Regions from separate parts of the Homo sapiens genome. Here region 1 is linked to region 2. Evidence: read pairs that join two places in POLR2A ChIA-PET (ENCODE). Cell type or tissue: A673. All regions are shown on one strand. Links, peaks and the distances in the headings refer to the core of each region. The heading gives the core; the rest is flanking DNA. Region 1 holds the start of COIL (coilin). Region 2 holds the start of LOC124904037 (a long non-coding RNA gene).

The links. ChIA-PET counts read pairs that join two places held together with the same protein. Peaks named below come from ENCODE experiments on the same cell type or tissue, not always from the same donor. Only the 100,000 strongest peaks of a DNase experiment are listed, where the experiment ranks them.
Region 1: POLR2A ChIA-PET joins it to region 2 with 32 read pairs; 5 of 35 experiments call an interaction of 5 or more read pairs at or near these places.

What each region holds. Positions count from the first base shown.
Region 1 is chr17:56,944,396-56,961,079 of GRCh38, forward strand. COIL (coilin) reads right to left here and starts at 16,655. Exons shown (of 7, transcript NM_004645.3): 1 at 16,380-16,655; 2 at 5,494-6,601; 3 at 5,286-5,372; 4 at 4,992-5,039; 5 at 2,047-2,116. The coding sequence starts at 16,624. It also overlaps the pseudogene LOC100419768. RefSeq lists a silencer at 16,257-16,366 and enhancers at 16,493-16,684, 16,537-16,676. In A673, for the core only: no CTCF peak of the experiment used is centred there; no DNase peak of the experiment used is centred there.
Region 2 is chr17:56,871,241-56,887,230 of GRCh38, forward strand. It overlaps LOC124904037 (a long non-coding RNA gene), which reads right to left and starts at 6,464. Exons shown (of 3, transcript XR_007065858.1): 1 at 5,502-6,464. It also overlaps the pseudogene RNU6-1158P and the pseudogene MTVR2. In A673, for the core only: no CTCF peak of the experiment used is centred there; no DNase peak of the experiment used is centred there.

The DNA of each region.
Region 1 (16,684 bases), core at 9,212-11,711, 78 kb after region 2:
TCCTGGCTAACACAGTGAAACCCCATCTCTACTAAAAATACAAAAAATTAGCCAGGTGTGGTGGCGGGTGCCTGTAGTCCCAGCTGCTCGGGAGGCTGAGGCAGGAGAATGGCGTGAACCCGGGAGGCGGAGCTTGCACTGAGCCGAGATCGCCCACTGCACTCCAGCCTGGACAACAGAGTGAGACTCCATCTCAAAAAAAAAAGAAAGGTAGGAACCCAGTGTAAGTTATATATAAACATTTACTTAATATCATAAACGAACTTTGTTCAAAAACTCTTTCGACTGATTTCTGTTAGCTGAATCTTTTATTCAATCCCTTATCTAAAAATAAACAGAAGGCCAGGTGCGGTGGTTCATGCCTGTAACCTCAACACTTTGGGAGGCCAAGGTGGGTGGATCACGAGGTCAGGAGATCGAGACCATCCTGGCTAACATGGTAAAACCCCGTCTCTACTAAAAATACAAAAAATTAGCCGGGCATGGCGGCCAGCGCCTGTAGTTCCAGCTACTCGGGAGGCTGAGGCAGGAGGATGGTGCGAACCTGGGAGGCAGAGCTTGCAGTGAGCCAAGATAGCGCCACTGCACTCCAGCCTGGGCGACAGCAACACTCCGTCTCAAAAATAAACAAACAAACAAACAAACAAACAAACAGAAAACAGGCTGGGCACAGTGGCTCACACCTGTAGTCTCAGCACTTTGGGAGGCCAAGGCAGGTGGATTGCTTGAGGCCAAGAATTCAAGACCAACCTGGCCAACATGTCAAAATCCATCTCTACTAAAAATACAAAAATTAGCTGGACATGGTGGTGTGTGCCTGTAGTCCCAACTACTCTGCAAGCTGAGGCATGAGAATCACTTGAACCTGGGAGGCGGAGGCTGCAGTGAGCCAAGATTGTGCCACCACACTCCAGCCTGGGCGATAGAGTGAGACTCTGTCAAAAAAAAAAGGAAAACAATTAATTGCTTTAGGATCTTCTAAAGGAAAAGGAATCTCCCCTGCCCTCTGGCCAGGGACCCCTACAGTACACCCCAAGTTAAGCTACATATTATAAAAGCCCTCTTATTCCACGCATTCAGTTCCAGTACCAGGTGGGGTTCATCAGAGATAAATCCAGCAACCATTTAAAATGATATGTGAAAGTGTATGTATACACACACTTCAGACATTTTGTTTTGACTTAATATACAAAAGTATATTCATTTGACAATCTTTTGAAATAGAGCTGAGTAGGTCTTATGAGTTCACTGAATAGAGCTCTTTTTTTAATAAACCATACCATTGTATTGTCTGCAATTTCCACAATTTACAGTTTGGGGGTTTTTAAAATATTTTTTGAGACTAAGTCTTGCTCTGTCACTCAGTCTGGAAGGCAGTTGCACTATCTCGGCTCACTGCAACCTCCACCTCCCGGGTTCAAGCGATTCTCCTGCCTCAACCTTTCCAGTAGGTGGGATTACAGGCGTGTGCCATGACGCCCGGCTAATTTTTGTATTTTTAGTAGAGACAGGGTTTCACCATGTTGGCCAGGATGGTCTCAAACTCCTGACCTCAAGTGATCCACCAACCTTGGCCTCCCAAAGTGCAGGGATTACAGGTGTGAGCCACCGTGCCCAGCCTGGGTTTTTCTTAAATAAGGCAAGATTGCAAAAATTTGCAAGGCAATCTAAGTGCAGAATCTTCCTCAGTTTTTACAAAATTCCTCCCAATCTTTTATAGCTGACCCACTCATCCATAATTTCATAGCATTTCCTGAGTCAGCATTCAACTTAGGCTTCCTAGGAATAATTCTTTTTATAATCGATTTTCATCAGTTCATATAATCTTTTATGAAATTATATAATTACAGTAATAAGAACTAGCCCAACAGCTTTGGAATATATCCAACATCTCTTATGAGCCCCCAGGGCTAAAGTGTGCTGAAAGAAGTGGGGAGCGCCAGTTATATGGAGGCCAAGGAAGAGAACATCTCCTGTGTATAAAAGCTATTTATAAACCACTGTAGATAGAGCCTACATTTTCAAATTATTTTCTAAAAGACTCACCAGGTAAGGATGAAAGAATTTCTATATCTACTTGCTGGGTCTCTGGATTGTGGCTTAATATTCTTCCTTCCTTTCAAAAATAAAAGTCCAAGTCAAAATCAACATGTAAAACACTGTGAATATACTAAAAACCACTGAATTGTAGACTTTAAAATGGTTAAAATGTTGAATTTTATGTTATGTGAATTTTATCTCAGTTGAAAAATTTAGAAATAAATCCACATATAGAGAAAATAAAAACAGGTGGACTGATAAACACTTTATGTGAATATACAGAAATATCTTTAGAGGCAAAATAAAACATTTAAATCATAAATGGCAGACACTATCTTAAATAACTCGATGAAAGTAAAGATTACACCAGGGAACCAAAAGTGACTGAATAAGGGAAAAGGAGAAAAAAATCACACCAGGCTGATATATTCAAGTGAGCACTGACCATCACAGCATTCATCAGGAGAGACTAGATATATCCTAATGGTGCAGCCTCGGTTCCTGATGCTTTTAGAACCCTTCTAAAACAGTGATCACAACCCCCCAGGAGAAACCAGAAGGCACTTTATCACTGTTAAGATCCCAATTCTCCTTCTCCCAGGTCTCCAGCTGTGGGAGCTGATTTTCTAATGCATCAAGAGGATGCACTGCCCATGCACGTGGGCGATGGGGAGACACATGGTAGCCTCCGGGGGTATATACTGAGAGGCCAAGCAACCAGTTCCTCCTGCCTCTACCTGGAATTTCTGAGCACAGTCAACAGTTTTTTTTAAAACCAGACTCAACAGGGAATCAGGGGCTTGGGAGACTACATTTTTTAGTACAGAATTGAACCAATTTAATTTTTGGAGACAAGGTTAATGAATAAAGCAGATGATCAAGCTGGATAACTGCGTTTGAGGTCAAAGCAAAAAAGTAGGACCAATTTTCATTCTTAAAATGTTTTTGAAAGCAATTTCAAAAATCTTCAAAAAATTTTGCCAACTAAAGTAGGCAAAACACCTTCCAACATTAATAACTATGACAACTAATACCAATTTAATATGCAATTTTTTTTAAGAGTCTCGTTTTGTCACCCAGGCTGGAGTGCAGTGGCATGATCTCAGCTCACTGCAACCCCCACCTACTGCGTTCAAGTGATTCTTGTGCCTCAGTCTCCTGAGTAGCTGGGGCTACAGGTGCACGCCACCATGCCAGGCTCATTTTTATATTTTTAGTAGAGATGGGGTTTTGCCATGTTGGCCAGGCTGGTCTCGAACTCCTGACCTCAAGTGATTCACCTACCTTGGCCTCCCAAAGTGCTGGGATTACAGGCATGAGCCACTGTGCCTGGCCATTAATAAGCAATTTTTAAAAATCAGTATCATCTAGAATTACAATTTATAGAGGTTGTGGGATGTATCAATACAATATTCATTTCCATTTCCTCATATATCACACAATTAAATGTTTTCTATGGTAGGGTGACAAAACACCCTGGTTTGTTCAAGACAGGTCTGTACATCTTTCCAGCATAACTATTAATAGCATCCCTTTGACTCACAAGTATCCTGATTCAGGTGATAAATTACATGATCACCTCATCCATAGGAGATAGTAAGTGCCTAAGAAGATAAAAAACAAAACACCAACGACCTAGAACTAACCCACCAGATCCCTTCATTAACTGATTCTTCCAGCCTGCTTTTGAGGAAAGATTTTTTTTTTTTTTTTTTTTGAGATGGAGTCTCGCTCTGTTACCCAGGCTGGAGTGCAGTGGTGTGATCTCAGCTAACTGCAAGCTCTGCCTCCCGGGTTCACGCCATTCTCCTGCCTCAGCCTCCTGAGTAGCTGGGACTACAGGCACCCGCCACCATGCCCCGCTAATTTTTTTTTTTGTATTTTTACTAGAGACGGGGTTTCACTGTGTTAGCCAGGATGGTCTCAATCTCCTGATCTCGTGATCCACCCACCTTGGCCTCCCAAAGTGCTGGGATTACAGGTGGGAGCCACCAAGCCCAGCCTTGAGGAAAGGTTTCTATAAAGATTTTAAGTCTTCCAAGGCATCAATCCAGATTAAATCAAATTCCCTTGTATTTTATCTATGTTACTATATTAACACTACCAATTATTACCTTAAAAAATGGTCTTACATTCCATATAGTACATCAAAAAAAAGAAAGAATGCACTTTAACAAGATTTTCAACAAAATGTTGGTGGGTGAAAAAGAAACATGTAATTCTGTGATCCCTCTGACTGAGTCAAGCTTTTACTGAACTATGAAAAACCTCACATGCCAATATAAAGACTCATACAGATATTAAGTAAGTAAATTCCACGGATAATATTTATGAATTACCTGTGGTTACCTGATAATGCAGAAGAAATCATACTAGATCATAACAACCAGAAGTAATTCACAAATATGTAAAATAGATTCCCATGATGAAAATAATCAAATCTTCTTGCTGAGAACTATTTATTATTTTCTTTCAAAGTTTAGAATCATGAAGGAATGAATACCCAAATAAGTTGGTCTAAACTAATTAGAAAAAAGTAACTAAAAAAATTAAACTGGCTGGGCATAGTGGCTCACACCTGTAATCCCAACACTTTGGGAAGCCAAGATGGGGGGATTGCTTGAGCCAAGGAGTTTGAGACCAACCTGGGCAACATAGCAAGATCCTGTCGCTATTTAAAAACAAAAAATTAATATATTTTTTTTAAAAAAGTAAAAATTAAGCTCATCATTCTCCTACTCTATTCTTCCCAAGTATAAGGCAAATAACACAGGGAGACTTCCCAGTGATACTATTAAAGAGTTGACATTTCGATTAATGTTTTCATTTTCTACTTTCTGGCATTTTTATTTAGTAAAAAAACAAATCTGTATTATCCATACAAGTAGTATTAAATATGACTTTAGTTTTAATAATACACTGACAACTTACTTTTAAATAAACATCCTTACCTTGTAGTCAGAGACATCAGGAGAGTAACTGGATGTTAGCTCCAAAAGCTAAAAAAGAAGAAAAAACCCACAAATACATAAGCCCTCTTATCCTCTCCCATTCCCACAGCTCCTCCATCATGCCATGTTGGCGTGTCCACCCCGACCAGTCTGGGAGCCCTACCAGGAACCCGTAACAACACTGGGGTTCCAGTGGGAAGGGCTTTTACAAACACATTTAACCTGATTTTCTAAGTAAGTTTATTTGGAAGGGGAATGAACCTTTTTTGCTGTGACTGTTCTTTTGAAATATACCTTAAATGCAATCTTTTCTCCAACTTGAGGGGCAGCTGCTAACAGTGGTAACAGACTATAGTCCTTCTTGGGTGTCTCTACTGGATTCTGAAAAACAGTGTTAGTCATGTGACATCATCACTGGTGAGAAAATGTGAATCCATGACATGAACTCCACACACATTCTAAGGGGAAAGGGAGGAGATAACTTACAAAAAATAATACTTACCTGGATAATAGTAGATGAATTTTTTACCACGTCATTTAATTGCTGTTGCCTCTGGTTGTCAGTGCTTCTATTTACAACACAGGAAACAGGATGCCCTCGTCCTCGACCTCTCCCCCGCATGCCCCGTCCCTTAGCTCCCTTCCAAGAAAAAAGGTTCTCTTCTCTACCCCATCCTCTTCCTAAACTAGCAGGGAGAGACACACTGGGAGAAGCACCAGGAGCCTGTCCACCACCATTTGAGCCAGAACGCCTCCATCCAGCAGCACCTGCAGTCTGTGATGACAGCCCTGGGCCTGGACGACCTCTTCCTGCAAAAAGGCCTACTGTCTTTAAGAAACCCGCAGCACACTCCGGGGTGCTCGATGACATCAAGCATTGGTCGTCTGACTCTGCACTAGAGTCTGAACTGGAAGATGTTGTTCCAGAGGTCTTGCCCTTGCTGGGGGTAAGGCTAAAGCCAAGTTTTATAGCCAGTTTGTCTGCAGTTGTATTTTTGGTAGAGGGTTCTTCCTTTGATAACTCAGTTGGTAATTTCTCTGAGGAATTTCTGGCCTCCAAAGTGACTTTGCTGGGACCATCACTGATAGATTCATCACAAGATTCAGACTCCGAGGAGGAACTGGGACTCTCTTTTGAGCAAACGCTTACACTACCTTTCCTTTTGGCTTTAACAAGGCTGTTTCTAGCAGAACCTTTTGGAGAACTACATCTCTGATTGGCCCAGTCTTTCACTGCCTGTACTTTCGGAGACTTGGGATTCTTAGCCTTTTTTTTATATTCACATTTCTCCTTTTTCTTTGGTGATTTTCTTTTGGCCTCTTCGTTATCATCACCCACTGTGCCACAGGTTGCTTTATTTTTTCTCTTGTTTTTTTTGCTGACAGTCTGATCTGTGACAGCTTTTGGTTCCAGATCCAAGACCTTCTCATTATTGTTATTGTTCTCTCGACTCTTCCAATGCTTCTTTGAATATTTGCAATCTGGTTCAGTTTCTTCACCCTCCTCTAACTGAAATGCCCGCTTCTTTGCTTTTCTAAGAGATAAATTAATGTCACCATTACTGATGACTACAGAATTCTCAGCAACTCCTCTCTCTTCTAATTTAACTCTGTCAAAAGAACAAGAGAGAAAGCTAGAGTGAGCAATTTATAAACACATCTCCAGGACATAGTTATATACTGAGATGACTCTACAAAATGTAACTACCATCAGTCAATGAAAAAATGTCACATCACTTAAAGACAAAAGACTCTTTCTGGCAAAATGGCCTATGTAGCATTACTCACAGTCAACTTTCAAATGGCTAGTTTTATTTATTGAATAGCTACTGCATCCTAAACATTTTTAATACGTTTTTCTCTAATCTAAACACCAACACAAAGTAGGTATTTTTAATTTTACAGATCGCAAAATTACAGCTCAGACAAGTTACTTGCCCCAAATCTAGAGCTGATAAGTAGCAGAAACGCAATTCAAACTTCAGTTTGTCTAACTTCAAACTCACAATCTTTCTACAATATGCATGTCACCTACCCTAAAAGGTGATAATGCTGATTATCCATTTTGTTTCAGAATGTGGGCTTCTTTCTTTAATAAGATTTTACTCCTGTTTTAATTTAGGTGAATACTAAACAATTTATGTTCTCTAGGGTAGTGACAGCCATCTGTACAATTCCACAACACTCTGTGAAGCTTAATTTTATGTATCAATTTGTCCGGGCTATTGGACGTCCAGATATCTGGTTAAAATTACGCTGGCTCTTTCCATACCACCACAGTGGTGCACATGAATGTCTTGGCTGATGCTCTCAAGAGCATCAACAAAGCTGAAAAGCAAGGTAAATGCCAGGTTCTTATTAGGCCGAGCTCCAAAGTAACTGTCCGTTTTCTTTTTTTTATTTTTATTTTTCTTTTCTTTTTTTTTTTTTGAGACGGAGTCCCAACTCCGTCACCCAGGCCAAAGTGCACTGGTGCATTTCTCAGTTCACTACAACCTCTCCCTCCCAGGTTCAAGAGATTCTCGTGCCTCAGCCTCCCAAATAGCTGGAATTACAGGCGCCTGCCACTATGCCTCGCTAATTTTTGTATTTTTAGTAGAGATGGGGTTTTGCCATGTTGGCCAGGCTGATCTTGAACTCCTGGCCTCAAGTGCTCAAGTGATCTGCCTACCTTGGCCTCTCAAAGTGCTGAGATTACAGGCATGAGCCATCGCACCCAGCCCCATCGTCCAGTTTCTAACTATAATGATGAAGCATGGTTACACTGGCAAATCTGAAACCACTGATGATCATAGAGCTGGGAAAACTGTTGTGAACCTCACAGGCAGGCTAAACAAGTATGGAATAATCAGCCTCAGATTTGACGTGCAACTCAAAGATCTAGAAAAATGGCAGAATAACCTGCTCCCATCCCACCAGTTTGGTTTCACTGTACTGACAACCTCGGCTGGCATCATAGACCACGAAGAAGCAAGACGAAAACACATAGGAAGAAAAATCCTGGGATTCTTTTTATAACGATGTAATACGTATTTACAAATATATTGCCTCAGTGGAAAAAAAATTATGCTGGGAGTATGTGCAAGGTTGTTTCTGGATGAGATTAACATTTAAATTGCTAGACTGAGTAAAGTACATTGCCGTTTCCAATGTGGGTGGGCCTCATCCAACCCACTGAAGGCCTGAATAGAACAAAAAGACTGAGTAAGGGAGAATTCATTTCTCTGCCTGACTCTTCAAGCTGGGACATCGGTCTTCTCCTGCCTTCAAACTCGAACTTGAACTAGAAATATACCATTGGCTCTCCTTGGTCTATAGCTTACTAAGTGAACTTAGGACTTCTCAATCTCCACAATCCTATGAGCCAATTCCTTACAATAAATCCCATGTCTGTGAGTGAGTATTTGTGTGTGTGTGTGTGTGTGTGTGTCTTACTGGTTATGTTTCTCTGAATAACCCTACTTCATCCAAAATTTCACTATAGGAAAGCAATTTTGTTCCTCCATCAACAGGCAACAGCTAATCCTAGTATGTGCAGTCTGATGATGATGGAAGTCTTGAGACTGTCCTCAATGTTAAGCAAATTGTGAGTACTCAAAAATGCCTGTTGGCCAGGCACAGTGGCTCATGCCTATAATCCCAAAACTCTGGGAGGCTAAGGTGGTAGGGTGGCTTGAGCCCAGGAGTTTAAGACCAGCCTGGGCAACATAGGGAGACCCTGTCTCTACAAAATACAAACATCAGGCTGGGCACGGTGGCTCACGCCTGTAATCCCAGCACTTTGGGAGGTCAAGGTGGGTGGATCACAAGGTCAGGAGATCGAGACCATCCTGGCTAACACAGTGAAACCCCGTCTCTACTAAAAATACAAAAAATTAGCCAGGCGTGGTGGCGGGCGCCTGTAGTCCCAGCTACTCGGGAGGCTGAGGCAGGAGAATGGCGTGAACCTGGGAGGTGGAGCTTGCAGTGAGCCGAGGTCACACCACTGTACTCCAGCCTGGGCAACAGAGCAAGACTCCGTCTCAAAAAAAAAAAAAAAAAAAAATACAAACATTAGGTAAGTATGGTTGGTGCATGCCTGTGGCCCAGCTACCTGAGGTAGGAGGATCACTAGAGCCCAGGAGGTCCAGGCTGCAGTGAGCTGTAATTGCGCCACTGCTGAAAACACACATTATACTTACAAGGCATTTACATTCAGCTATATATTTCATCAAGTTTTTTCAGTGGCCAGGGAAAGATGTAGACAATCATATTTGAAAATAAAGAACAACTGGTGAATGATAGGAGCATATGTGACAAGCATTCTTTAAATTTTTTAAGGCATAGTAATCCTGTGGATTTACCTCAATGCGGTAGTTGAAAAAAATCCTCAATTATTTGTCAGAAAACTAACTATACAGACAAACAAATCAAGATAAAATAAGAGTTACTGATATCAGGAGTAGGAGAAAGAGACAAATAAAATGCTGAGTGACCAGGGATTTTAAATTATAAAAACACATTCCCCTCTGTTCCCAGCTTGGCATCTAATAGCAAGGAAATAATTCTTAATCTGGCAAAAGCCAGTTTGGCATCCTGTGAATCTAAGAACTACCATGGAAGCGCTACAATATCAGATTTTTTTCTTGACATTTCTGATCAATTTGTTTTCACTTGTAGCAATGATCCAAGCTTCAATTCTGAGATGACCAAATAGGACCAAACTTTCTGTCAAATGTTGAAAATGGTTGCAAGTCTCTGTTCAGTCACTGTGGTTTATTAAGGCCCTGGAAAACAGCACATGTAACATCCAGTTGATGAGAACCCCTTCCTTTCCTGGAAGCTGGCAACACCCTCACGCCTTCCAAAACAGCTCTTAGCATCGTCTCATCCATTCTTAAGACCATGCATTGGCCGGGCGCGGTGGCTCATGCCTGTAATAATCTCAGCACTTTGGGAGGCTGAGGTGGGCAGATCACAAGGTCAAGAGATCGAGACCAGCCTGGCCAACATGGTGAAACCCAGTCTCTACTAAAAATACAAAAATTAGCTGGGCATGGTGGCATGCGCCTGTAGTCCCAGCTACTCGGGAAGCTGAGGCAGAAGAATCGCTTGAACCCAGGAGGCAGAGGGTGCAGTAAGCCAAGATCACGCCACCGCACTCCAGCCTGGCGACAGATAGAGACTCTGTCTCCAAAAAATAAAAAAAAAAAGACCATGCATCTACAGCTATTTGGCTTGAAGGTATGACCTGTGATTCCTGCAGCCCCACTACCTACTGTTCCCCAAGAGAATAATTTCAGTTTTTAAAATATTAAGATTATAAACTGGTGTGGTGGCACATGCCTGTAATCCCAGCTACTCAGGAGGCAGAGGGAAGATCACTTGAACCCAGGAGTTCAAAACTAGCCTGGGCAACACAGTGAGCCCTCATCTGGGAAGAAAAAAAAAAAGAAAATATTAAGATTGAGAGGCAAAATACCATCCAGAGAAAAAGAAATGGTTCTCCTGGGTCTGCTTAGTTACCATTCCTGTCAGGTGCACCTTCCCTGGCAATATTCTCTATTTCTTTACCTGGATCACAGACAAAGAATAGAGCTATCCTTTTACAAACAAAAGTGCATGCATTTGTCCTTTCACAAGTAGAAGTGAATTACCTAGGTCACTAGTGACGAAAGAGTTGATTCCAAAAAACAGATCCCCACTTTTCTTTTTTCGAGATGGAATTTTGCTCTGTCGCCCAGGCTGGACTGCAGTGGCATGATCTGGGCTCTCTGCAACCTCCTCCCCTTGGGTTCAAGCGATTCTCCTGCCTCAGCCTCCCAAGTAGCTGGGATTCCAGGTGCCTGCCACCACGCCTGGCTAACTTTTTGTATTTTTAGTAGAGATGGGGTTTTGCCACGTTGGTCAGGCTGGTCTCGAACTGACCTCAGCTGATTCGCCCGCCTCGGCCTCCCAAAAGTGTTAGCATTACAGGCGTGAGCCACCATGCCCAGCTATCCCCACTTTTCATTCTAACTCTTTGCAAGGCAAACTGAGTGGTATTATCAAAATCTAAGTCCACCCTTAAAATCTACAATTTACTGTCTAGGATTCTGTTATGCAGAAACACTGACATGCCCATCTGTCCAACCTGATGCTCCCTACCCATTGCCTGCCAAGGCCAACGTGAATGCCTGGGTTCAAATGCTATTTCTGCCACTGTAATTTTTTTTAAAATCATTACCTCAGCCTTTCTCATCTATAAAAATGGGGATAATGACAATAATTACAGTACTCAGTGACTTATTATGCAGAGAGAGCATGCCTGACTCAGAACAAGTGATATCCAAATGTTAGCTCTAATTTTTATTAGTACAATGAATGTTGTTAGTCCTATCATGGGTAAGTTGGTGAATTTTTAAAAGTTGTACAAGTCTGTACAACTTTTCTGGAAGCTAATTTGACAGTACTTATCAATTTTTATATGTACCTTCTCTTAGACCAATGAGTATTTCTTCTAAGAATAAATCCAACTGAATAATTTTCCAAGTACAAAAAAAATACAAGAATATTCACTAAAGCACTATGTAGCAAACAGAAAAGAATGACATACATCACACACTTTATATACTGAGATAGCCCATGATAGGTAAAAAAGCAAGGTGCAGAACAGTATGTTATGATATTTGTAGTTTAAAAGTATAAGTACATATGGTTGCACATGTATAGAAATCTGGCTCTAAGATATACCCCATACCCCAAACTTAACCAAGGATACTTCTGGAGAGTGAGGTGTGGGAAAAAGTATATGATAAAAGTAGTAGGAAACTTTTTATCTTGGACTATCCAAGGAGCCACTAACTACAGCAATATGAAATGAGAACTCGTCTCTAATATTTTGTTTTGTTTGAGATGCGGTCTTGCTCTGCTGCCCAGTCTGGAGTGGAGTGACACGATCATGGCTCACTGCAGCCTCAACTTCTGAGGCTCAAGTGATCCTCTCACCTAAGCCTCCCAACTAGCTGGGACTACAGGCATCCATCACTGAGCCTAGCTAATTTTTTTTGTTTGTTTTTTGGGGTTTTTTTGGTAGAATAAGGGTCTCCCTGTGTTGCCCAGGCTGCTCACAAACTCCTGGACTCAAGTGATCCTCCCACCTCGGCCTCCCAAAGTGTTGGTATCACAGGCATAAGCCAACATGCCTGGCCCATCTCTAACATTTAATCAATGTGTTTTTTTGTTCGTTTGTTTGTTTGTTTTTTGAGGTAGGGTCTCACTCTGTCGCCCAGGCTGCAGCGCAGTGGCACCATCTCAACTCACCGAAGCCTTTACTTCCCAGGCTTAAATGATCCTCCCACCTCAGCCCCTCAAGCAGCTGGGACTACAGGCATGTGCCACCATGCCCAGCTAATTTTGTTGTATTTTTCTGTAGACATGGGGTTTCACCATGTTGTCGAGGCTGGTCTCGAACTCCTGAGCTCAGGCAATCTGCCTGCCTCAGCCTCCCAAAGTGCTGGATTATAGGCATGAGACATGGCGCCCAGCCTTCATCAAGTATTAATTGCCAGAGTTAAAAGGGTCAGGGAAGACAGAATGCACTGTTTCCTTACAGAATTGATTCTTCAAAAGGGAGTTTCTCAGGCCGGGGGCAGTGGCTCAGGCTTGTAGTCCCAACACTTTGGGAGGCCAAGGCGGGAGGACTACTTGAGCCCAGGAGTTTGAGACCAGCCTGGGCAACTTAGTGAGACCTCTCTACTAAAAATAAAAAACTGCACCTGTAGTCCCAGCTACTCAAAAGGCTGAGGCAGGAGGAGCCCTTGAGCTCAGGAGTTCGAGGCTGTATAAGCCAAGGTTGCGCCACTGCACTCCAGCCTGGGCAATGGAGTGAGACCCTGTCTCAAAAAATAAGGGAGTCTCTCTGAATCTACTGTAATTCTGAGGGCTGCACGATTAAAAAAAATTTAAAAATTAATTAAAAAAAATTAAAAACCGCCAGACACAGTTGCTCACTCCTGTAATCCCAGCACTTTGGGAAGCTGAGGAGGGCAAATCACTTGAGGTCACAAGTTCGAGACCAGCCTGGCCAACATGGTGAAACCCCATCTCTACTAAAAATACAAAAAAATTAGCCTGGCATGGTGGCGGGTGCCTGTAATCCTAGCTACTCGGGAGGCTGAGGCAGGAGAATCGCTTGAACCTGGGAGGCAGATGTTGCAGTGAGCCAAGATCGTGCCACTGCACTCCAGCCTGGGCAACAGAGTGAGACTCTGTCTCAAGAAAAATAAATAAATTAATTAATTAATTAAAATAAAATAAAAAAACCAAATCTGCCAACACCCTGATCTTGGACTTGTAGTCTCCAGAAGAGTAAGAAATAAATTTCCATTTTTTAAGCCATACAGTCTGTGGTATTTTGTTATAGCAGCCCCAGCAAACTAACACAGGGGGCTCCAAGCCAATAGAAGCACCTCCTCCTCCTCCCAGGACAGTTAGAGACCACCTTTAGGAACTCGCTGTCAGAAACCTGGGGGCAGATGAAGCCAGATTCCTGGGGCTTAAGAGAATGGGCTATGAGGAAACAGCAGTGGAACACAAGTGTGTGGTGCATCCAAAGCCTCAAAGGCTGTTTCTCAGGATTCCCACAACCTAGTTCCACTTTTCCTCATTAGCCTTCTCAGTACTGCCAATGATCCCAACAGAATGCTTTGGCTGGTCAGACTCATCTTTTTACCAAGTCCAGCCAGCTTTTGTCTCTATAACTGTGCTTTGATCATCCAACATTTCCCACCCATTCTTCAAGGTACTGCTCAATTCCCTAACCATTTTGTTCCATGCTGATCTCCCTTTTCTCAACCAGCTTCTGCACTTACCATATAACTTGGTCTAACTATTCAGTCTAATTGTCTGTATCACAGAAGGTAATATACAAAAGCATGAGACTCATTATTTGGGTCCCAGTCCAACAATATTGGGTACTTTGAGAATAGAGACTATGTGTTCTTCCGTAGCTCTGAAGAAAAGTGAATTTGCCAGGGAAAAACAATGATTGTGGACATAAAACAACAAAAACAAAGACGAACTTTCCAGATTCATCTTTTTCTACGGTCTGCCCATTTGCCACTGAAGCCACTAGAGAGGTATTTTTTGCCACATGCAGCTGTGCATTTGAAGCATTTAGGAAAGATTTGCCTGTCATCGTGTTGTAATTATTACTTATAACAGTTTTCATGGTTTGTTTTTGTCATTGTTAACTTCATTATGAAGAATGTAATGCCCACATGATTCATTAAAGTATAATTATAGTTAGCACAAGTTATTAACTCATTAGGCAAGAGACAGTTCAGAAAGTAAACTTAATAGGATGGGACACAATCCTTAGAATTGTAACATTTAAATAATCCTTGAATTGCAGAGAGAATAGAGACCTATTTCACAGTCAATAAAAAGGGGGAAAAAAAACTCTTTGAAATTTGGATTATTTCAAATTGTCATTTGAAACAGTTGAACATTATTCAATAAATCATAATATCCTGATTTAAAGATGCAGTTACTGTTCCAAATTAAATTCCCTGATGTTCTGAAGAAATCTTACGGAATCTGACATGCTTGAGGGTAAGGAATATTCAACGACAAAGGGCAGCAAGAGAAAATAGCCTGGTTCACAACTCTGGAATTAATTCACTGTAGCTGAAGCTTAAAGGGGGTGGGGGAAGGAAGGCTGGCACAGTGGCTTACGCCTGTAATCCCAGTGCTTTGGGGGGCTGAGGTGAGAGGACAGCTTGAGCCCAGGGATTCGAGACCAGCCTGGGCAACATGGCGAAACCCTGTCTCTACAACAAATACAAAAATTAGCCAGGCGTGGTTGCCTGGCCTGAAGTCCCAACTACTCGGGAGGCTGAGGTGGGAGGATTGCCTGTGCCCAGGAAGTCAAGGTTACAGCAAGCTATGATCGTACCACTGCACTCCAGCCTGGGCATGGGAAACCCAGTCTCTTTATTTAAAAAAGAAAAAAAAAAGTCTGAATAAATCAGTCCAAGATATGAATCCAAACTGGAATGATCAGATACCATCATCTTACTGTGGCAACTCAACCACATTTCAGCAATTCACACTACAATTGCTCCTGGATACTCATCTCATTATCATTTTTTTAACTTCCAAAAGCATATTTAAGATTATTTTGTGTTTCCCAATTTACAGCCCAAAAGGACTCAAGACACTTATTTGAGAGAATCCCAAAATGTCTGGGTGAGACACAAAATGATACGCCACCAGAAGTCTCAGGGGACACTGGGCACATGAGAACTAAGGCTGGACAACAGCAGGTTATGAAGAAAACACAACGATTCCCCTTTGTCAGCTTCCTGCACCTGACCCTGAAGGCCGCCATGGGTAAGGCCGGGTCTCCGGCACATCTGCACCATGGGCACGCAACAGAGTCGCACAGTGCCTAGCTAAGCGCGGATGTGCTAAATCAAGGCTGAAAGAAAGCCTGGCCCTGCCCTTAGGCATCAGGGATTTTCCAAGTTTGATTCTCCTGTCATCAGAAGCATCCCGGGAAGGATGCTCGTTACACTGCAGATTCCAGCCAGGCGCGGAGGCTCACGCCTGTAATCCCAGCACTTTGGGAAGCCGGGAGGATCACTTAACGTCAGGAGTTCAAGACCAGCCTGGCCAACACGGTGAAACCCCGTCTCTACTAAAAATACAAACAAACAAACAAAAAATTAGCCGGGCATGGTGGCGCCCGCCTGTAAGCCCAGCTACTCGGGAGGCTGAGGTGGGAGGATCGATTGAACCCGGGAGGTGGAGGCTGCAGTGAGCTGAGATCGCGCCACTGCACTCCAGCCTGGGTGACAGAATGAGACTCAGTCTCAAAAATAAAAATAATAGGGGCAGGATGCGGTGGTGCACGCCTGCAATCCCAGCACTTTGAGAGGCCGATGCAAGCGGATCAACTGAGGTCAGGAGTTCGAGACCACCTTGACCAATATGGTGAAACCCCATCTCTACTAAAAATACAAAAATTAGCCGGGCGTGGTGGCGGACGCCTGTAGTCCCAGCTACTCGGGAGGCTGAGGCAGGAAAATTGCTTGAACCCGGGAGGTGGAGGTTGCAGTGAACCGAGATCGCGCCACTGTACTCCAGCCTGGGTGACAAAGCAGGACTCCGTCTCAAAAAAAAAAAAATAATAATAAAAAATAATAATAAAATGCAGATTCCTGAGCCCCAAAGTTGACTACACCAATCAGGATCTCCGGGGTTCGCGAACGTGCATTTTTACAGCCCCACCCCCCTCCAACCCTCGTCCCCTTCCCCATCCCCCATCCCCTCCACTACCAGGTCTAGCGGCTTCAGGCCCGGGCGTGCGCAGGCGCGTCCCCCGCCCGCCGCCCACCCGGCCGTCCCGCTCCCTGCGCCGCGCACCTGAGGCAGTCGTTGTCTCTCACAAGGCGCGCGCTCTCGGCGGGGGGCAAGAGCCCCCCCTCCAGGTAGAGGCCTAGGAAGGCCCCAGAACTGAAGCCGAAGCGCTGGCGGATGAGACTAATGAGATCTGTGACGACTCGGCATCTGTTCAAGTCGACCAGAAGCCAGAAGGCCGTACAGTGCGGGGTAGCTGGCGGCGGGTAATCAAATTGAAGCCGTAGCCTAACCGTCTCGGAAGCTGCCATCTTGCTTGGTGCTCAACGGAAGCCGAGAGATACCACGGGGCCACCGAGAGGCGTGCTCGG
Region 2 (15,990 bases), core at 4,615-7,114:
GATGACATGCAAATTCATGAAATGTTCCATATTTTTACATATAAAAGCAAGCTGAATCCTGATCACCTTGAGTACATGTCATCAGGGACCTCCTGAGGCTGTGTCCCGTGCCCATGCATGTCCTTAATCTTGGCAAAATAAACTTTCTAAATTGGAAAAAAAAAAATTAGCTGAGTGTGGTGATGCACACCTGTAGTCCCAGCTACTCAGGAGACGGAGGTGGGAGGATCACTTTTGTCCAGGAGTTCCAGGCTACAGTGAGGTAGCATTGCACCACTGTACTCCTGCCTGGGTCAAAGAGCACGACACTGTCGCTCAAAAATAAATTTTAAAAATTATTGAGAAAATACAATGCACTGTGTTGGGTAAGCCATTGTGTATGGGTACCCACTGTGTATGGGTAAACACAATAACTACAAGAAGAATAATAGCAAAGGATTGAAAACCCTGAGTAAAGATTCCCAGGAGCCAAGATTTAACCAACTGAATAAATCAAGGGAGGCAGTGCTAATGAGATGAAAACCTTGTGTTCTTTAGGAACTTTTACATTTTGGGCAACAATATCAAATATAACAAACACTTAATGTTTTGTTAACATAAAAACACCGTAAGCTTCTCCCTGCTGAGCAGCTGAAGTGTCAGTAACTCCTACTTTGGGGTACTGCTGAGGTGAAATTATTCATCTCATATTGTACTGCTTGAAGAAAATTCGTAAGTATCACTAAAACTTTTTTCAAGAGTTGCTGAAATACTAACAAGCAATTTTTTCAATTCAGAGGCTCCCAGCTGAGGAAAAAGAGCTCTTACAAAAGAGTGAAATCTGTAACCCTTGTATGATTGAGTCTGGAGATCACTCAGGAGGCTCATTTCTGAGGGCTCACTTTATGTACAAGTGACCTGAGGTTCAGAATTTGACTAACATTTAGAGTCATCTGGTCATTTTAGGTAGGACATAGCCAAAACATTCTGATCATTTAGGTGGAAAAACCTTTATATATTTGTCATACAAGATGAACAATCCGGCTGGGCGTGGTGGCTCATGCCTGTAATCCCAGCACTTTGGGAGGCCAAGGCGAGTGGATCACCTGAGGTTGTGAGTGTGAGACCAGCCTGGCCAACATGGTGAAACCCCATCTCTACTAAAAATACAAAAAAATTAGCTGGGCATGGTGGCAGTTGCCTGTAATCCCAGCTACTTGGGAGGCTGAAGCAGGAGAAATCGCTTGAATTTGGGAGGCAGAGGTTTCAGTGAGCCGAGATCATGCCATTGCACTCCAAGCTGGGCAACAAGAGCAAAACTCCATCTCACAAAAAAAAAAAAAAAAAAAGATGAACGATCCACAAGTTGATTAGGGCCTTTGGGAGATAATCAGGATTAAATAAGGTGGTCAGGGTGGGCCTCCCATTATCAGGCTGGTGAAAGGAGCCATGACCTTCAAACTGATACTAAATCTTGACCATGATTTAGGTAATGGCAATGGACTCTGGACCAATAAAGCCCTCAGACAACTGGACGGAGGGGGAGATCAGACAAATAAGAACCTATTATTTCTAAATAAGTGAGACATTATGTAAATGGGAACATATAAACAGAGCCGTATGGTCTGGAGTCAAGTAACATACATATTAGCAGGGCATGTGATCATTTATAAAACAATTTTATATAAAGTATTCCCCATAGAAACCCAATGGAGGAGGCAGAGTAGATATAATTTTTCTAAATGAGTACATTGCGATTCAGAAAGGCTGATGACATGCCAGGGTTGCACGGAGCTGGGATACTGATCCAGTCTTGTGACTCCAAAATTTAGTGGAGTTTGTTGTTCATTTTTTTCCCCCACTAAGTTATGCCACCTTTTTCCTAGGTCAGGGGTTCCTAGCCTTTATTATATCATAAGCCAGCCTCTATAAGAAGTTGGCTATAGCTACAGACACTTCCTCCCTCCCTCTGACCCTAGCAGTTTGGCGCATACAGCAGAATTTTGCAGCCAACTTGGAGGGCCTCCGAGACTCCAATTAAGAACCTCTGAACCAAAGATACCAGTCCTAGCTGAGGTATCTCAGACATATTTAGTATAAACTGGCAATGAGCTTGTTCTGTCTGGTTATCTTCTGTCTGTGGCCATTTTCTATTCTGATTCATCCACAAGCCCACAGAGAAGTCAGTAACACACAGGTTCAGAAAAGCCAGTGGTGGAGAAATGTTTCCGGGAGAAAAAACAGTGGCACTAGGGTTGCGCCTCTAGGGAGGTGCCATTCGACATGTTCTGGGAACAACATGCTGGACAAGCTGGCAAGAAGAAAAGACTGATGCGTGGCCAGGCGCGGTTGCTCATGCCTGTAATCACAGCACTTTGGGAGGCCGAGGCGAGTGGATCACCTGAGGTCAGGAGTTCAAGACCAGCCTGGCCAACATGGTGAAACCCCGTCTCTACTAAAAATACAAAAAAATTAGCTGGGTGTGGTGGCGGGTGCCTGTTGTCCCAGCTACTTGGGAGGCTGAGGCAGTAGAATTGCTTGAACTCGGGAGGAGGAGGTTTCAGTGAGCCAAGATCATGCCATTGCACTCCAGCCTGGGCAACAAGAGCAAAACTCCATCTCAAAAAAAAAAACAGATGAACAATCCAGTATTATTGAGAGAAAGGTGTAAAGTGAATCCCATTATCCGCCAGTTGGGGGTGACATGAATGCCATAGCTATTCTTTGTCATATCTGCATTTGCACATTGCCACGTTGAATGGTTATGCTTTAAAATTGGAGAGTTGGAACCAAAAACAGTTCACTGTACTTGATAAAGTAACTCATGTATGTCATCAACAACTAAGGATGACTGTTTCCTCTTCAAATATGCCCCGAGTATTTATCCAATAAACAAAACTAGTTATTTTCTATAGTGGTACTATAGAGTCATTCCATTTGCTTCTAGAGTTTCCAGTGAACCAATGCCTAATTTCAGTGAGCTCTCTATGATATAGTTAAGGGTATCATGGTCATGTTCTGGTATTATATCTGCATCATTATATAGAGTAGTTCAGTCTCCATAATCTATATCAAACCAAAGACTTTGATTACAGAGGGAGTCTGGACCACTGCTGAGATTAGTCCCAGTTTTTCTTTTCTCTCTCTCTCTTTTTTTTTTTTTTTTTTTTTTGAGACAGAGTCTCAATCTGTTGCCCAGGCTGGAGTTAAGTGGAACAAACATGGCTCACTGTAGGCTCTCCCTCCAGGGCTTAAGTGATCCTCCCACTGCAGCCTCCCAAGTAGCTGGGACTACAGGCGTGCATCACCATGCCTGGCTAATTTTTGTATTTTTGCTTAGTAGAGACAGGGTTTCACCATTTTGCCCAGGCTGGTCTTGAACTCCTGGGCTCAAGCAATCTGCCTGCCTTGGCCTCCCAAAGTGTTGGGATTACAGACATGAGCCAGAGCACCCAGCCCCACTGACGGATTTTTCTCTAGGCATAGAGAAAAATTACCAGTGATAAAATCAGTAGTAGTTGTAGGCCATTCCTTTGCTTCTATTGCTTCTTCCCAGTGCTGTTTGTCGATCTGAGCTACCTACCAAGGGAAGGATACTAAACCCTTTCATGAACGCAGTTTCCTGAATTACTCACTCAAGCATGTGTAGGAGCAGGTTCTAATATTAGTTGTGATTCTTCCCATTCATCTAGATAACTATGTATCTAGCAATGCATTGGTTAATGCTGTAGTTTGCATGTATTCCCTTAAATTTCATGTATTTGAAACTTAATCCCCAAATTCACAAGTTGATTAGAGATACGGCCTTTGGGAGGTAATCAGGATTAAATAAGGTGGTCAGGGTGGGCCTCCCATTATCAGGCTGGTGAAAGGAGCCATGACCTTCAAACTGATACTAAATCTTGACCATGATTTAGGTAATGGCAATGGACTCTGGGCCAATGAAACCCTCAGACAACTGGAGGGAGGGGGAGAAAAGACAAGTAAGAACCTATTATTTCTAAATAAGTGAGACATTATGTAAATGGGAACACATAAACAGAGCCGTATGGTCTGGAGTCAAGTAACATACATATTAGCAGGGCATATGATCATTTATAAAATAATTTTATATAAAGTATTCCCCATAGAAACCCAATTGAGGAGGCAGAGTAGATATAATTTTTCTAAATGAGTACATTGCGATTCAGAAAGGCTGATGACATGCCAGGATTGCACAGAGCTAGGATACTGATCCAGTCTTGTGACTCCAAAATTTAGTGGAGTTTGTTGTTCCTTTATTTTTTCTCCCACTAAGTTATGCCATCTTTTTCCTAGATCAGGGGTTCCTAGCTTTTATTGTATCATAAGCCAACCTCTATAAGAAGTTGGCTATAGTTACAGACACTTCCTCCCTCCCTCTGACCCTAGCAGTTTGGCGCATACAGCAGAATTTTGCAGCCAACTTGGAGGGCCTCCGAGACTCCAATTAAGAACCTCTGAACCAAAGATACCAGTCCTAGCTGAGGTATCTCAGACATATTTAGTATAAACTGGCAATGAGCTTGTTCTGTCTGGTTATCTTCCTCTGTCTCTGGCCATTTTCTATTCTGATTCATCCACAAGCCCACAGAGAAGTCAGTAACACACAGGTTCAGAAAAGCTAGTGGTGGAGAATGCTCGCTTTGGCAGCACATATACAGAAAAGCTAGTGGTAGAGAAACGTTTCTTGGAGAAAAAAAGTGGCATTTAGGCTGCACCTCTAAAGAGATGCCATTCTGACATGTTCTGGGAACAACATGTTGGCAAGCTGGCAAGAAGAAAAGACTCATGCATGGCCAGGTGCGGTTGCTCACGCCTGTAATCCCAGCACTTTGGGAGGCTAAAGTGGGCTGATCACCTGAGGTCAGGAGTTTAAGACTAGCCTGGCCAACATGACAAAACCCTGTCTCTATTAAAAACACAAAAATTAGCCGGGTATGGTGGCGGACACCTGCAGTCCCAGCTACTCAGGAGGCTGAGGCAGGAGAATCCCTTGAACCCGGGAGGCGGACGTTGCAGTGAACTGAGATCGCACCATTGCATTCCAGCCTGGGTGACAAGAGCAAAACTCCATCTCAAAAAAAAAAAAAAAAAAAAAAAAAAGAACCTAAAGCATGCCATAAATCTGTGAACTATGAACTTTAGGGTGCCATGTACAAAAATGGCATTTTAAGATTATCCTGGGAGCAGTGTGGAAGATGAGTTGTAAGGGGGAAGGATTAGAAAGAGGAAAGTTATTCGATAGAAGTAGAGCAGAAATGAGAACATTCATGGAGGAAGAACTGACAGGCTAAGATGTAGGATACCTAGAGGAAAGGGGTAAGGGATCTCTCAAGATTTTCAGCCTTGGAAGAACGAATGTGTTCAATAACTATTTATTGTGTACACTCTATTGATGATAGAAGTGTGGAGGTGCAGGGCGTCAAGGCCAAAGCCAAGTTCTGAGTCAACCAGTCAAGTTGCAAGGAGCTACTTTAAGATTTAGAGAGTTTATTACTTACGTAGACAGCAAAAAGAATAAATGTGCCAGCTTCCTGTGATCTTTGTCCTACATACCACGAAGTGTATGACACCAAATCAAAGACCCACATGACTGCAGTGTGAGTTGTGGGATACCCCGTTGCCGAAGTGCTAATCCTAGAAGCTCTATCCTGAGGAAGCCGGGACAGAAAGCCTCCACGTCACCAGAACCCCCAAGATATGAGAAACTGTCTCATGACAGCTTCCCAGGAGAGATAAGGAGGTGAACAGAAGATCTCCTCACAATGGCTATGTACACAGGCTTCCCAGCCTCCCACATCCAGGAAGACCATGAGGCGTTCTGCCAAGACTCTGCCTAAGTGGATACATGCAAGGTCACCATGATGCGGTGGTGGAGCTGTTCCCCAACACAGGGGAGAGCTGGTTTTGAGGAACAAGAAATAAACATGGTTTTAAATACATAGACTGTAAAGTTACATTCAGACATTCACATGGAATTGACCGGGGCTTTTGTTTTCATCAACTTTGTCTTGGCTGTTACACAGCAGTGGATAACCAGAGCACAGCTGTTGATTGATCACCCAACACCCACTTCCCTTCTCTTTCCCTGCAGCAGACTGCCACGTCGGTCCAAATGACAGCCAAGTACTCAGAGAAGGTGACCCACCCCAACTCAGGAGTAACCAACATGCGAATCCCATTCTCTTTGCAGTTGGAGGTGGACGTGCAAGTTAACTCTAGCCAATGAGATGTGAGGGGGAGATCTGCAGGGTGCCTCCAGGAAAGGCTTCCTGGCTCTTAAAAAGACAGAGACAATGTCATAACTGGGTGCAATGCCTGCAACATTGCAGCCATCTTCTGACCATGAGGGACTCAGTGCTGAGGACAAAGCCAACAGGCCAAGAAAGGTGGTGTAGAAAGAAGGAAGGAGCCCTTGATGACAATGTTGAGACAATGTTGAGTCAACCAACCCCACAGCTGCCCTAGCTGGGACTACTGGATATGTGAGATGAAATTTTTCTTTATTCATTTATTTATTTATTTATTTTGAGACAGGGTTTTACTCCATCACCCAGGTTGGGGAGCAGCGATCATAGCTCACTTCAGCCTTGAAGTCCTCGGCTCAAGTGATCCTCCCACCTCAGCCTCCCAAGTAACTGGGGCTACAGGAACGCTCCACCACACCCAGCCCTTATTTTTTTCAGTTGAGTTTTCTGCTCATTGCTACCAAAAGCAGCATCCTAACTGATACTTATGTAAAGTCCTGTACATTACCAGGAACATAGGAAGTTGAAATAAATGTCAGCTATTACATGATGATGATGAAGAAGAAAGAAGAGGAAGAGGAAGAGGAAGAGGAAGAAGAAGAAGAAAGAAGAGGAAGAAGAAGAAGAAGAAGAAGAACAAGAAGAAGAAGAAGAAGAAGAAGAAGAAGAAGAAGAAGAAGAAGAAGAAGAAGAAGGAGAAGGAGAAGAAGAAGAAAAAAAAAAGTGGGTGGATTCTTGAAGGGCAAAATGCTAAGGTGAAAATAGCAGAGATCCTGGACCTTGGAGAACACTCACCTTTAGGGGAGACTGGACAGAGGATGAAATGACAAATAATCAGTAAAGGAAAGGGAAATGAAGTTTAATGCAAGCAAAGGGAATGAGAATAATACACAAGGAATACTAGTTCCATCACGTGCAATGCCACAGAGAGGACTGTTTCCCTTTCTCCCTTTGGGGGAGACCTCAAGGGGAACCAAATTTGATTCACAAAGGCTCACCTTTATGTACCAGTGGATGTCTTTTTTTTTTTTTTTTTTTTTTGAGATGGAGTCTCGCTCTGTCACCCAGGCTGGAGTGCGGTGGGGCGATCTCGGCTCACTGCAACCTCCGCCTCCTGGGTTGAAGCGATTCTCCTGCCTCAGCCTCCCGAGTAGCTTGGATTACAGGTGCATGCCACCACTCCCGGCTACGTTTTGTATTTTTAGTAGAGACCAGGTTTCACCATGTTGGCCAGGGTGGTCTTGAACTCCTGACCTCAAGTGATCTGCCCTCCTCGGCCTCCCAAAATGCTGGGATTACAGGCATGAGCCACCACACCCTGCACCAGTTGATGTCTTTTAAGGTGTCTTTCTAGGCCAGTGATTCTCAAAGTGCAGTTCCCAGACCAGCAGCCTCAACAATACCTGAGAACTTGCTAGAAATGTGAATTTGTGAATTTTCGAGCTCCACCTTAAACCTGTTGAATCAGAAACTCTGGGAGTGGAGCTTGAGAATCTGGTTTTTTTTTTAGTTATTTTATATATATGGAGAGTGAGAGTGAGGCTGGTGGCCAGGCGCGGTGGCTCATGCCTGTAATCCCAGCACTTTGGGAGGGCAAGGCGGGTGGATCACGAGGTCAGGAGATCGAGACCATCCTGGCTAACACAGTGAAACCCCGTCTCTACTAAAAATACAAAAAATTAGCCGGGCGTGGTGGTGGGCGCCTGTAGTCCCAGCTACTGGGGAGGCTGAGGCAGGAGAATGGCATGAACCCGGGAGGCGGAGCTTGCAGTGAGCGGAGATGGCGCCACTGCACTCCAGCCTGGGTGACAGAGTGAGACTCAGTCTCAAAAAAAAGGAAAAAAGAAAAAAGAGAGTGAGGCTGGAATGCAGCTCACTGCAGACTCAACCTCCTGGTGCCAGACTAAATTTCTGTTCTTGTTGCTGAAACAAGGTCTCCCTCTGTCGCCCAGGCTGGAGTGCAGTGGTGCGATTTCAGCTCACTGCAGACTCGACCTCCCAGGCTCAAGCAACTCTGCCACCACGGTGGTGGCATGGGACTACAGATGCACATCACCACACCGGCTGATTTTTGTATTTTTTTTAGACACAGGATCTCGCCATGTTGCCCAGGCTGGTCTCAAACTGTTGAGCTCCAGTTATCCACCCACCTCAGTCTCCCAAATTGCTGAGATTACAGGCGTGAGCCACCATGCCTGGCCTATTTTTTCTTTAGGACTCTGGGAACGGTTATATTTAGCGTGTGTGTGTGTGTGTGTGTGTTTGGAGACAGAGTCTCGCTCTGTTGCCCAGGCTGGAGTGCAGTGGTACAGTCAAAGCTCACTGCAACCTCCACCTCCTGGGTTCAAGCAATTCTCATGTCTCGGCCTCCCGAGTAGCTAGGATTACAAGTGCCCACTACCATGCCCAGCTAATTTTTGTGTTTTTAGTAGAGACGGGGTTTCACCATTTGGCCAGGCTGGTCTTGAATTCCTGGCCTCATGTGATCCACCCACTTCAGCCTCCCAAAGAGCTGGGATTCCAGGCATGAGCCACCATGCCCAACCTAGCATCGGGTTTTAAATTTTACTTTTTCTCCTCTGTTATAAATTCCTCTGGCTGACCCCAGACATACAGCACATCTCTCATGCACGCTGGGCTTGTGTTCACGATGTGCATTGACACATTAGACTAACATCTCTGGTGTGTCTCCTGTGTCCCAGGCATTGTTCTGAGTATTTAGGAAACAGCAACGAACAGAAGAGATGAAACTCCTGCACTCATGGAGCTCACTTTCTAATGGGAAGTGAAAGAGTAGGATGAAGGGAACTGTGCCCTTCCTTACATCACCCCACACTTAAAATAGAACCTAAAACCACACACGGGGTTCTTCAAATACCAGGCACACTGCTGCCCCAGGGCCTTCTCTCTCTCCTAGAGCTTTGCATGGTCTAACCCTCTCCCCACTTCATTCTGGACACTGAGCAAATGTTATCCCATCAGAGAGGGCTTTCCTGAATGCCTTAGCTAGACCAGCACACACATGTATCTATCATGCCATGCCCCTAACTGGCTTTGTTTTCTTTATGGCCCTTTTCCCTAGACTAAAATGTTGTCTATTTCCTCTACTAGAATGTAGGCACCACGGAGGCAGGAATTTGGGTTTCTTTTCTCACTGCTGTCTCCCCAATCTAGGGACAACGCCTGGCACCCAGTAGGCACTCAAGAAGTATTTACTGAACGAATCAGTCACCCCTTCACTGATGTCAGTTTGGCAACAGTAGTACTGACAGAGGGGATCGTGGCTGGAGTTCCAGGCGGGGAACCACAGAGGCATACTTGAGGGGTAGGGGAAACGAAAAATTACCTGGAGGAGCAGCTGTCCTAAATATAGCAGCAGCAGATGACCCGTGACCAGGGTCACTGTCCGACCACACCAGATTCTGCAAGTTGGCAGGGTTTTCATTGTATATATGAAATATATATACAATTGTATATATATGAAATAAGATATATATACAATTGTATATATGAAATATATAAATTGTATATATGAAATATATAAATTGTATATATGAAATATATATACAATTGTATATATGAAATATATATACAATTGTATATATGAAATATATATACAATTGTATATATGAAATATATATACAATTGTATATATGAAATATATATACAATTGTATATATGAAATATATATACAATTGTATATATGAAATATATACAATTGTATATATGAAATATGTACAACTTCATATATATTTGTATATGTATTTGTATATGTATATGTATATGCATTTGTATATGTATATGTATATATATATTTTTATATATAATATATGTATATATATTTATATATAATATATGTATATATATATTTATATATATTTATATATAATATATGTATATATATATTTATATATATTATATATATATATAAAAAAGACAACTATGGAATAGAATTTCAGCATCTATGTTTTATTTTTATTTTTATTATATTTTATTTTTTGAGACAGAGTTGCATTCTTTTGGCCAGGCTGGAGTGGAGTGGCACGATGTCAGCTCACTGCAACCTCCGCCCCCAGTTCAAGTGATTCTCCTGCCCCAGCCTCCCGAGTAGCTGGGATTATAGGTGCCAACCACCACACCTGGCTAATTTTTGTATTTTTAGTAGAGACAGGGTTTTGCAATATTGGCCAGGTTGGTCTTGAACTCCTGACCTCAGGTGATCCACCCACCTCAGGTGATCCACCTGCCTCAGCCTTCCAAAGTGTTGAGATTACAGGCATGAGCTCCCACACCCAGCCTTGTTTTAACCTTCTTTTAGTCTCCGCCTTGACATAAGGCCAGGAGTGGTGGCTTCTAGTACTCTCTCCTTTTCCCTGTCATAGAGACTACGGATTCCTAAAAGTGGACAGCAGTGCCCTGCTGAACCCAGTTACTGGTTACTGGCTGCCCTCCAGACAGGGGCCAGATGAAAAATCAATGTGTGCCATTGTCAGAATATGTTTTAAAGAAATCTGACTTGAGGCATATTAAACAGTTGGACATAAAGGGGTAGTGTCTCATTATGAGCCATTAGGAATAGGCAAGAAAAAGCAAAACAGAAACTGCTCCACCTACCAGGTAGTGCTCCTGTTCATAGAACAAAGTGCTGCTCACCGAATAGTACAAAGTCATGCAACAACTGCATCCAGTACATAAATGCAGAAGCTTTTTAAATTTACACCTTGTATAATTTGTTAAGGTTACATTGCTGGGCTGGGCACCATGGCTCATGCCTGTAATCTCAGCACTTTGGGAGGCTGAGGTGGGTGGATCACTTGAGTCCAAGAATTCAAGACAGCCTGGCCAACATGGTGAAACCATGTCTCTACCAAAAAAATACAAAAATTAGCTGGGTGTGGTGGCAGGCGCCTGTAGTCCCAGCTACTTGGGAGGCTGAGGCAGGAGAATCACTTGAACCCAGGAGGCAGAGGTTGCTGTGAGCCGAGATCGCACCACTGCACTCCAGCCTGGGCGATTCTGTCTCAAACGAACAAACAAACAAAAAGATTACATTGCTGGCATACATTTCTTTTCTTTTTAGAGATTGGGTCTCACGATGTCGCCCTGGGCTGGACTCAAACTTGTGGTCTCAAAGCAGTCTTCCCACCTCAGCCTCCAAGTAGTCGGAACCAGGCCTAGCTTTGCTGGCAACTAATGATAGTTTGTACTTCCTAAATCATTAGTAAATTTCAATTTCTATTTTTAAAAATAATTATCCAAAAAGGAAACACAGCACAAATTGCCTTCAGCCTTGTACAAATAAAGAGATAATCAGTGAGTAGTTTATAAAGTGGGAATGATAAGTTTCTGAGCTTTTTTTTAAAAAAAGGAAGTCATTTCTGTTAAAGAAGAATTGATTTAGTTGGGCACTTTAAGAACTTAGTTTCTGTGCTTTATACAGGTGACACTAACTCTGCGCGCCATTTCAAGGGTTGTGCATCTGGTGGTACCAGTAACATCAAAGGGTGATTAATAATCCAATATTATTAATGAATACATGGATATTGGTATTAGAGGTCAAATACTATCTTTGTCTGTGAATTTTTTTATGTAGAGAAGGGTGATGTAAAATTACAAACTGAGTGGTTTTTTTTTTCATATGAACATTCCCCTATCCTCAAGAGTAGGACAATAGTAAATTCACAGAACAATTGTAAATTAACATAGGTGCTGGCCAATCTGAAACCAGTATATTAAGTGTTCAAGGGGAATCAGGCTGGGCTCAGTGGCTCATGCCTGTAATCCCAGCACTTTGGGAGGCCGAGGCAGGCGGATCCCGAGGTCAGGAGATCGAGACCATCCTGGCCAACATGGTGAAACCCCGTCTCTACTAAAAATACGAAAATTAGCTGGGTGTGGTGGCGTGTGCCTGTAGTCCCAGCTACACGGGAGGCTGAGGCAGAAGAATCACTTGAACCCAGGAGGCAGAGGTTGCAGTGAGCCGAGATTGCGCTATTGCACTCCAGCCTGAGTGACAAGAGTGAGACTCTGACTCAAAAAAAAGAAAAAAAAAAAAGTGTTCAAGGAGAATGAAGAGACTGAGGGAGTTGGGCAGATTTTATTTTTTCAAAGCTGGCCACAGCACTATTTGCCATCCTATGTTAACTTGCTAAAAAGCCCAATAGTTCTCACATTGTGTGCCCACAGAACACTGACTGACATTGCTTTTTAAGGGAATTAGCATTAATGTAGCACTTCCTATTTATTACTGTCTTTAAGCTGCCTAGACTATGATTATTATAACAACCACCACTAGCATTGAGCATTTACTGTGTCAACTGCTTACTGTGTCTCGTTTAGTTGTGTCATAACACTAAGATGTCATTACACTCATTCTGTTGGTGAGGAAATAGAGAAATACAGTAACTTGCCAAGGTCACAGAAATGGTGAAGCTGGGCTTTTCCTCACACACCACACTGCTTTGTCCCAATATTACAATGTTGATCTGTCTCCAATTCACAGGAAAATAATTTAAAATAGCCAATAGAATGCTCTTAAGTTGGAAACATTCTTCTATCCCTTTTTTTGACCTTTCGCATTTCTTTTTTTTTTTTTTTTTGACTCTGAGAGAGTATTTATCTATGCACCCTGGAAGCCAGCCTCTAAATTTAAATATCCAGCATGGGACCTTGGCCCTCCTGGCCGTGGGTGGGTGTAGGAATGGGTCCTAGAGCCCTTCCCTGAGAGTGGAACCCAGAGCCTGGAAGTGGGATGCCCCTGAGCCAGCAGCTGCCAATAGCCACAAAAGGGGAGAAGGAGATGGGAGCCAGACACTCATCCCAATCCCAGAGACTCCAAGGGGAAGGGAAGATGCTTTGGGCCTCACAGCCAGGCTGAGGGTTGGCCAAGCTGGAGGTACACATATGTGGAAGAAATGGAGGCCCAGTGCCATGGGCAGAGACTATACCCTAGGTGCCCGCCCCAGTGCCAGCCAACCCAAGACAGGAGAAAGGGGTTGGCAGTTTTGCATCTGAGAGATACAAGTGGTGCCTGGCCCTCCTGTGAGGTGAGGCAGTATGGGGAAAGGCACAAGCACTGCAGTCTAAGGGCTTATGGAAGGGGGAGTCTCTGAGCCTTTTGCATGGGTGCATGCCCACCCACCCCCAGCTCTTCAGAGGCTGATGTGGAAGGCATCCTGCAGCCACTGGTCACAAACACTGTGCATCTGGGGCACAGTGAGGAGTGGCGGGTCGGGGGGCAGGCTGGCATTGGGAGGCTCATCATCATCAGACAGGCCAGCATCAGGTGGGTAGGAACTGTCTAAATGCAGGGAGGATAGCAAGTCCTGGATGAGCTCATGACCTTTCACATTTCTAGAGAGCAAGTGCCAGCAGATGACAGAACGAATGAACAAGTAGCAAATATACATTCATGGAAAAGGTCAGAGCAGCTGGTTTTGCTTGATTCACTCATTTGATTGTGGGTGTGGATGTGGTGTGTGTGCTTTGGGGCAGGCAATGTGGCAGCTGCTCCTAGTTGTGAATATATTGCATGCCTATAACACTGTTTCCATGTTTGCTGAGTTGTTCTTTGTTTCTATGATGAAATTAAATATACCTTTTCATGGGACTAGACAAAGAGCATCAATCATTCTGTGGCAGCAGCTTTTCATGAATCCCCTAAAACTGTGCAAAGCTGCGTTCTATGTGTATGCATGTGTTGTTCCGGTGAGGGAGTTCTGAAGTCAATGCTATAGTTAGATTACCAAAGACGTCTGTGATTCCAGAAGGATTAAAAACCACTGACCATCTATCATTCTACCTATCTGCCATCTCTCCATCATGTTTATAACATCATTTATGCATGCATTTATCTATTTATCCACTAAGAGACATATTTCTTTCCAGATGGTAGCATTTGAGATGATTTATTTGTAATTTTCTGTCCTGCTTTACTCCTTCATAATGACCATTGTATTAGTCCGTTTTCACACTGCTATAAAGAGCTGCCCGAGAGTGGGTAATTAATAAAGGAAAGAGGTTTAATTGACTCACAGTTCAGCATGGCTGGGGAGGCCTCAGGAAAGTTACAATTATGCCAGAAGTCAAAGGGAAAGCAAGGCATCTTTTTCACAAGGCAGCAGGAAGGAGAGGTGCTGAGCCAAGCAGGAAGAGCCCTTTACAAAACCATCAGATCTTGTGAAAACTCACTCACTATCACGAGAACAGCATGGGGGAACCACTCCCATTATTTAGTTACCTCCACCTGCTCTCTCCCTTGACAAGCAGGGATTACGGGCATTACAACTCAAGATGAGATGTGGGTGGGGACACAAAGCCTACCCATATCAACCATGTATCATTCTTAGAAAAATAATGAAGTGATTAAGAGAAAAGGACAGCTGATCTGGGTGCCCCACCACGTGTCCAACTTATCTTTATACCTCCATTGATGGGAAACTCAACCAGCTCTCTAGGTGGCCTAGTCTGTCTGTTTACCTCAAAGTATTAACATTTCTTCCACATGCTGAATTCATGGCTAGGCAATGAACAAATCAATGAAGAAGGCTGGGCACGGTGGCTCACGCCTGTAATCTCAGCACTTTGGGAGGCCAAGGGGCAGATCACTTGAGGCCAGGAGTTCGAGACTAGCCTGACCAACATGGTGAAACCCCATCTCTATTAAAAATACAAAAAATAGCTGGGCGTGGTGGTACATGCCTGTAATCTCAGCTACTCAGGAGGCTGAGGTAGGAGAATCACTTGAGCCCAGGAGGCGGAGGTTGCAGTGAGCCAAAATCAGGCCACTGCACTCCAGCCTGGGTGATAGAGCTAGAGTCTCAGAAAATAAATAAATAAACAAACAAATCGATGAAGCTCCAGGGGGCAGATAAAACAGAAGTGAGTCTTGGGGTGGAAGACAGGGAGAGGCATCTGTGGCTGGATCCCTAGAAGCCATCTGAGAACACCTGCCTGCTTTGCCATCCCAGATCAGGGACAGGGTGCCAAGGACAGCAAACAGGGCTCAGCACAGCCTGGGCATGCAAATGGCTTGTCTGTGGTTCACGGAACAAGCTCAGGAAGCTGGCAGGGAGGAAGGGGATATAGTGAGGCAGAAAGGAGAAGAACAAAGTTCAAATACACAAGGGAAGGGAGTAGGTGGGGCTCACCTAATGTCAACAGCCCTTGGGTGCAGGAACTCTGTGGAGAATGTGACCCCAAGAAGGGAGTGGTGGCAATGCCAACATGCCTTGGTTAAGAGAAAAGGCCCTTTGGCTATAATGCTGTGTCCTAGTTCCCAAGGCAGCCCCCAACTAGATTTCCCTCAAAATGCAGGTGTGTGTATGGGTATGTAGAGAAGGTAGAGTAATCACATGCACCATATTTTAAATGTCGACCTATTTTTACCTCAAAAATTTCATCTGGTCCTCATGGAACCTTTAATGCAGGCAAAGTTAAGACTCAGAAAGGAGATGTGCCTGGAATAAGGACATACAGCTCAATAAGGCAGCAGAGGCATCAGCAAAAGGACCCATTTTGTGTGTGCATTTATTCCAAATTGCCCCCTTTAAAATAGGCTTTTTAAATGTATCATTTCCCCTTCACTCTTTGATTTGCTTTTTTAGAGTCTTCCTGTATTTTATGTATTGGAATTGATCTACAATAAAATACAGGTAGACTGCAACTCCAAGGTCAATAACGGTTGGAGATCCTTCGGTTATTCATGATGCTATGGCATTTCAAGACTGCCTGGGAACTGATG